Regions from separate parts of the Homo sapiens genome. Here region 2 is linked to region 1. A link is a loop called in an ENCODE intact Hi-C map of the cell type or tissue named here. Cell type or tissue: heart right ventricle. All regions are shown on one strand.

Region 1 (4,000 bases):
TTCACCCTGTTGGCCAGGATGGTCTCAATCTCCTGACCTCATGATCTGCCCACCACGGCCTCCCAAAATGTTGGGATTACAGGTGTGAACCACCATGCCTGGCCTACACCTGCACTCTTTCTACTTTATTAGAGACTGTCTAAAAAGCTTACATGCCCCTCCAGGATGTGTCCCTTAAACTCCTCATGGACTAGTATTGACAATTACATTTTATATGTTGTCCTGCGTGCTTCTGGGGAAAAGCAATTTATCTATTCAAATCAAGTGACCAGCACTTTCAGGAGTGGAGTATGGCTGCAGCTCATTATGACTTTAACGAGGGCATTCTTTTTAAGCAGGAGATGTGAACACAATCTTGAAACTATTCAGAAGGAATATGTGGCTCTAGGGTACATTTTGTATAAGGTACTTAATTCAATTCAGGTATGCCAGGCTCCCCTATCCCATTCCCCTCTCCCTCCCCTCCCATAGTTCTTCCCTTTGTCCCATCTTTCCAGTCCCTATAATATTCCAAGAATTATGCTGGGCATTGTGGACATGAACATGGCCACTACTCTTGTCTTTCAGCATGGGTGCCTACTTCCTGGCTATGAGGCCATGAACTTGAGGTCATGAACCTAGTGTTGCACTTAAAAAAAAAAGTAGTAAAGTATACATCATATAAATTTCACCATTTTAGCCATTTAAAAGTGTAGATGCAGTGACATTTAGTACATTCATAACGTTGTGCAACTATCACCGCTGTCTATCACCACCATCACCAAACTGTCACTATCCCTGTCACTATCTGTTACAAAACTGTCTATCACTATCACTATCACTGTCTATCACCAAACATTTTCATCCCCTCTAAGGGAGACCTCCTGCCTATCTATTAAGCGGTCACGCCCCCTTTATTTCTTCTTCTGGTGCCTGGTAACCATTAATTTACTTTTCATCTATCTATTGATTTGCCTATTTTTGATATTTCCTTTAAGTGGAATCGTACAATACGTGGCCTTTTGTGTCTAGCTTCATGCACTTAGCATGGTGTTTTCAAGGTTCATTCATGTTGTTCCACGTATCAGAACTTCATTCCTTTTTATGGCTGAATAATATTCCATTGTATGGTTATACCATGTTTGGTTTATCCATTCATCGGTTAATTGACATTTGGGTTGTTTCCACCTTTTGGTAATGGTGCTGCTATGAACACACGTGTACAAGTTTTTGCTTGGCTACGTGTTTAAAATGCTTCTGGGAATATGCTTAGGAGTGAAATCACTGGGTTTTATGGTAATTGTGTGTTTAAACTTCTTGCAGAACCCTCAAACTATTTTCCCTGTTATTACATTTTTGTGCTTCTATGCATTTCCTAACTCAGTCTAGGGCAGGGTATTTGAAATATTAATCAATCAACCAATCAATCTTTTAAGGCATACATTTGCTTGACCATTCTCTCTTTCCCACCCTTCCTCTCTCTTTCTCTCTCTTCTTCTCTCTCTGTTTATGACTCATACATATAGAAAGGTCTGAGTTATAAATCTCTGAAAACTGGGTTTATGATGGAAAGTAATAATACATTTCGAGATGCTTCCTGGATCTTAAATCATTCTGATAATAATGTTTAATCTATGATTTAAATAAAATATTTTCAAAAAGAAAAAAAGTCACTGATAATTCTACCACCCTTCTATGGTAACAATTTTCGGTTTTAAATTCTCTTCCAGTTGGTCTCTATGCAGTTATTTTATATACTTATAATCAGAGTATACACATAAATGTCTATACTGCATTCCAACAACCCTCTGTTTATCCATTCATCCATTGGTTGGATCCACTTGAGTTGCTTCCATGCTTTGGCTGCTGCGAATAATGCTGGTGTGAACATGGGGGTACGAATATCTCTTTCAGACATTGCTTTCAATTCTTTTGGGTATATACCCAGAAGTGGAATTGATGGATCACATGGTAATTTTTTTCTAATTTTTTGAGGAACTGCCATGCTGGTTTCTGTAGTGGCTGTGCCATTTTACATTCCCACCAGTGTTGCACAAGTAACTGCCACCTAAATTCTGAGCCATTAGGATGATGTAAACACAGCAGGATAGAGTGACAGGGCAAAGTCAGCTCCCAAAGTGCTAGGATTACAGGCGTGAGCCACTGTGCCCGGCCATATTTTCAGACAAATTTTTCCAGATAAATGAAATTTCTTTCTTTTTTTTAATTGATTTTTTCTTTATATAGAAATTTCTGTATCCTACCAGGAAGCAGCATGACATGTTACAGGCTATAGCAAAGCTGGGTATAAATCCTACCTTCTCCACATGTTAGCTGCATGAATGTGGGGGAATTCTTTATCTTGAAGCCTCAGTTTCCTATTCTGCTTTTTAGAGACAGGGTCTCACTCTGACACCCAGGTTGGAGTGCAGTGGTGCAATCATAGCTCACTGCAGCCTTCAACTCCTGGGCCCAAGCCATCCTCCTGCCTCAGCCTCCCAAGTAGCTGGCTTATTTCTAATTTTTTTGTGGATCTGGGGTCTCACTATGTTGCCCAGGCTGGTCTTGAACTCCTGGCCTCAAGCAGTCCTCCCATCTTGGCTTCCCAAAGCACTGAGATTACAGGCGTGAGCCACCATGAAGGGTCAGTTTTCTCTTCTATGAAATGGGTAAATTTCAACTTCTTCAGAGGATTCAATGAAATAATAAATAGGAACTATTTTCTTCTAGTCATTTCACTTACTGAGTTGCTGGCTTTGTTCATTGCAACCTACATGTACCATTGGAAGATAATGCTCTGTTGTTTGTTGTTGAAGACTATCGTATTTCTGCCTTGGATTGTAACAAGTACTTCCAAGCATATAAACTAACCAGCCTGGGTCAGATGCTGTCATAACAGAACTCACAGCCTGAGGAGGCATATCCACTGAGATCAGGTGTCTGGTCTGACACATGACTAGTACCGTAGAAGGCCATTCAATACACTCAGTCAGATGCTGCAGATACTCATAACAGTTCATTGCTTTGCCTCCCCATCAATCCTTGCTAGCTCTTGTCTGCCATTAACTTATGAAGTCTATTTTTGTGTGTGTGTGGGAGGTGCGTTTGGGTGAAAGCTGGAAAACCTTCTAGACAACTTCTAAAAAAAGCTGGTACACCTGAAATGTGGTTTTTGCACTTTTTCAGAGAGAGTTGGAGTTTCTTGCTGTATAGATCCAGTCTAATTTCCCCTCCACCTCACCCCTGCAGCTCCTCCCTCCCCAGATAGTTTCATTGACCGTATTTCTTATTTGTTTCATGTTCTTTCCATACTCAGTGGGAACCTGTTCTCTTCTGTGGCTTCACTGGGCCCTTCCTACTGCAGACAACTCGCACAGACCTTGCCTTCCATGTGATAAGCTAGGAAGTATCCTTCAGGGCATTGCCTTTCTCTTGCTCAGTTTTCTTTCTACTTTTATGCCTTTGTGAACTCTCCTGCATTCACTCAGCAAATAGTGACCATGTGCTCTTTATGGTAGATTGCATCCAAAGATGCAAAAAAACCCAACAGTTCCTGCCTTCTCTGTGTACCCATGTGGCTCCACCCAGCCAGGAGTGGGCAGTCTCCTCCCCTTCAATCTTGGCTGACTTGCAACTTGCTGTGACTGATAGAATGCAGTGGAAATGATGCTGTGTAGGTTGTCCAACTGTTGGGTTCAAGTGATCCTCCCACCTCAGCCTCCCAAGTAGCTGGGACTACAGGCGTACACCACTATGCCTGGCTAATTTTTTTTTTAACTATTTTTCATAGCACTGGAGTCTTGCTATATTGCCCAGGCTGGTCTTGAGCTCCTGGGCTCAAGTTATCCTCAAGCAATCCTGGGCGTGATCTAAAGAGGGTTGGTAGCTTCTGCTTTTGCTTTCTTTCTTGGAGGCTTTACTAGGAAAACTTGAGATGAGTTAATGAATGATGAGAAGTGAGTGACAGAGAGAGAGAAGAGAGACAGAGAATGGAAGGCTAAGTGGAAGAGATTTGAGATGC
Region 2 (4,000 bases), 620 kb before region 1:
AAAGGAGCATGAAGAGCAGTAGATTTGGAATCAGATGTCCCAGCCTAGAATCTTGGCTCTGTCAATTACTGGATAGACTTTGGCTAACTCATAACCTCTCTGGCCCTCATATCTACAAAAAGAATGTGGATAATAAAACCCATCTTGTAATTTTGATGTAAAGAGCAAACATGAAGGAAAGCTCTTGGTAAACTGTAAAGTACTCTATAGTTATCAGTCAACTGGGTCAAAAGTCAGTCCTTTGTAAGGATCCAAGATATTAGTACCATGAAACTTCTGAGACTAGACAGGATGGAGCAAGAAAGCGCAGCAGACAGCAGCTGTGAATGCTGTGCACGGGGCCGAAGAGCTTACCTACGGTTTGGAGAAGCAACCTGTGTGAAGCCAACCTTCGTTTCCAGCCCTCAACCAACAAGATTCCGCATGTGTTTCAGCTCCGTCCTAGACAAAAATCTGATCTTAGCCAGAATAACTGAGTTTAACACATAAAAGAAAGTACTAACCCCAACTGATTCAATCTGCTAATATTCTTCCGTCTGGGGAGAACGGAATGTAAGTCGATATTTTAATTTCAAGGGGCTGGCTCCTTCCCTTTTAGAAATCATCAGGAAATAAAGCTTTGAGATGTCAGAAAGGTTTAGATCCAAGAAGCCTGTCTCCCACGGGGAAAGCTTGCCCCCATTGTTAACAGCTTTAATCAGAAACTCAGGCCCTGAATACACAAACCTAGGCATCATTTCTATTACACCTTCTACAGTACTTTGATTTCAGAGGCAAAAGGCTTGGCCTGTATTCCCTCTAGCAAACTGTGTAGCAGGTGACATGACCTTTCTTGGCTAGATTCATACTGACAGTCACCCAAGTCCAAACACAAATTACTGCTTCCAACAGGAAGTCATCTAATGATACAGGCCTCTTAGAGTAAACAGCGTGAAGTAGTCAAAGATGGCTCTGTTGTATCTCACCATTAACAGGTAGAACATATGCGCAGCTGAAATGTGTAGGTCATCATGTTAAGTTTCATTGAAGCATTTAAAAAAGTAGTCACACCTGTAATCCCAGCACTTTGGGAGGCCAAGGCAGGTGGATCACGAGGTCAAGGGTTCGAGACCAGCCTGGCCAACATGGTGAAACCCTGTCTCTACTAAAAATACAAAAATTAGCTGGGCATGGTGGCATGTGCCTGTAGTCTCAGCTACTTGGGAGGCTGAGGCAGGAGAATCACTTGAACCTGGGAGGCGGAGGTTGCAGTGAGCTGAGATCATGCCACTGCACTCCAGTCTGGCGACAGAGTGAGACTCCATCTCAAAAAAAAAGTAGTCATAAAGAGGCCTGGAGAAGATGCAAAACAACAGAGCATTTCCTCCAATGTACTATAAACTACCTGTTTTTTTCAAAGATCTATCATTCCAAAGGTAACTTTAAGATTGTTGTTTCCAATACCTCAATCCTTTCAACCTGACAACTTTTGAACTTATGAAACTCCCTCTTAAGGAGATATAGATATATAGATATATAGATATCTATATCTCCTTATTAAGTCCAAGGGAGAAAACCCCCAATTTCAATAAAAGAAGTGTTCGATTATGTGCAAGCTGCAAGGTAAAGGGAAATACACCCATTCCCTTTCAGAAAATATATCCATTTTCTAGCTATGGAGCAACGCACATCAGCTACACAGATAGGATATGAAAGTCTTTGATGCCTTATCACAGTTTGGGCTACTATTTTATTATTCTACAAGGCAGCAACTTAAAACCAAGTCAGAAGGCTAGCTGTAAATGTCTTCATGGCAAAGCCAGGGTAATTTACAACTGAGGCATCACTATTTTAAAAAATAAATTTTAACTGAAAAATAATTGGCTTCTCTCTCCATCCCTAAATGGGGACCTCGCTCAAGAAAAGAATGCCTATCATTCTTGAAAAAAGGAACTGCTGCCTTTCATTAAGATGCCACGAATGCTTTTCTGTTGGCCACAACACTGTCAAGGGCGGAGCATTCTTGGCAAACCCTGCAGCATAAAGAGGTCAGCCCTCCTCTGCAAGCACCCAGCCCCCAGACATCTCCAGCGTGCACGCTCCATTCGCCCATACCGCTGGGCACACGCTGTGCACACACAAAGTTCCTGCAGATTTTTCCAAGTGCCAATTCAGCCCCCAAGTGCACATTCACTGTGCAGGCTGAAAGCAGGGTTGCAGGTGACAAAGGGAACACAGCTCCTATTCTTTGGAGTCCTATTCAGTACACTGGGTTAGAGCGGCTCCAGACTGTGCAGGGCTCTCTGCTTCAGAGGCCCTCGCCCGGGTGGCCTGGCTGGGAGCTGGCCACTGGTACAGCGGGAGGAGCCCATACACACAATGGGTCCACGTCACACAGACACCCTGCCGGCCACAGACTTTTCTCTCCTGCCTGGCTCTACCATGTCCACAAAGTGCTTTTGTGAATACAGCTCCAATCTCTTGCTGACAATCTATATTTTGTCTCAGTCTCATTTTCTCACTCCAAACTGCCTGATCAGAAACCCAGGGGAACTAGTGGGGCAGAAGCATCACCATTTCCCATAAGGAACATAGGAAAACAAATGACGTGGTTCAGCTTTTCACAAAATGTGTATACTATTTACAAGGTAAGCCAGTGCAGCTTAAAATGTGTGGTGCCAAGAAAATGTTAAAGCAACAAAAAGTACAACTCCCTAAAACTGCAGAACCTTTAAACCAGAAATTTACAATGGGTTTTTCTTGGCAAGGAGAGCCTCAATGGAATAATGGTGAAATTGTACTTACTCTGAGGATGTAAACTGAAATACCACACTTGCTGGCAAGGCCCAAAGTTCCAATTGCCCTGGGCTCACTTGCCATTTTCATAAATGCAGTCCCTGTTGAACCACAAGCAAGACTGTGAACCACCCCTACCTCAGCTGCTGACTTCTTTTTCTGTTTACCAAAATCCCTGTGTGCCCACAGAGCTACCTTAGTTCACACCCAGAGTCTAAGTCTGATGATTAAAAGCAGGAAGACTTGGGTATTTATTAAGGCCTGCCATATGCCAAGCACAGGGCTAGGTGCTTTAAATATAATCACAACTACTTGCTGGTACTTGAGAATTACACACAAGATTCAAACCATTTTCAGACACTCCCCTTCTTCCATATAACATGATTTCACAAGCAGGAAGTAGGATTTGTGAGAAGTGGTATTTAGGAAGCCTCCCAGTATGTGTACAAGACTCATTGCCAAGCACTTTGCAGTCATTATCTGACTTACTCTTCACAACGATTCTGAGAGATAGACATAATCTCATTTAACTAGTAGAGAAACCTAGGCTTAGAAAGGTTAAATAATTTTCCCAACATCAGCCATCTATCCAATGGGGGGCAGGCAAACCCAGCAGTGCCCAACTGCTCCAACTCCAGAGCCACTGTCCTTCTAAACCACACTCTCTTTTTCCAAATGTGCTAGAATCTCTGGGCAATGCTTATTCACAATTCCAACAAAGACTTCCTAAGTGCTTGCTCCAGCAATAGAAATACAGGTGGACAGGACCTCCCCAACAAGGTGACACTCAGGGGCCTGAAGGAAGTGAGAGTATGAACCATGTGTTTATATCTGGGACCAAATGTTCCAGGCTAAGAGAACAATAATGCAAAGACTCTGAGTTGGGAAATGCTTGACCAGGTTCAAGAACAGCAAGCAAGCTGAAGGGTCAGAGAGGATTAATCTAAGGGGATAGTAGGAGATGGGGTGAGAGATAGCAGGCACTAGACCGTGCAGTGTCTTGTAGGCCATGGTAAGTAAGGTCTTTGAATTGCATTCTTAGTGAAATGGGAGGCACTCTGGAGGATTTTGAACTGAGGAGTGATATGATCTAAAGTACATTTTAAAAGGGCCACTCTGGTTGCTGAGTGAAGAACACTCTGCAGGGAGGCAAAGTAGGAGCAAAGAGGTCAGGTGGGAGGCTACTGAGGCAGTCCAGGTGAAACATGATGGCAACTCAGACCAG

Evidence for each region. A loop is a pair of places that touch in the nucleus more often than their neighbours do. Peaks named below come from ENCODE experiments on the same cell type or tissue, not always from the same donor. Only the 100,000 strongest peaks of a DNase experiment are listed, where the experiment ranks them.
Region 2: a loop joins it to region 1, with 21 times the contacts of the local background. A loop is called at or near these places in 1 of 110 quality-filtered maps.

The regions. Positions count from the first base shown.
Region 1 is chr7:69,191,297-69,195,296 of GRCh38, reverse strand. No RefSeq gene overlaps it. Among named protein-coding and RNA genes, the nearest start is that of CT66, 400 kb to the left of the region's middle. In heart right ventricle, no CTCF peak of the experiment used is centred here; no DNase peak of the experiment used is centred here.
Region 2 is chr7:69,812,841-69,816,840 of GRCh38, reverse strand. The region is part of intron 1 of AUTS2 (activator of transcription and developmental regulator AUTS2); the gene reads right to left. Among named protein-coding and RNA genes, the nearest start is that of AUTS2, 220 kb to the right of the region's middle. In heart right ventricle, no CTCF peak of the experiment used is centred here; no DNase peak of the experiment used is centred here; H3K27ac peaks cover 489 bases.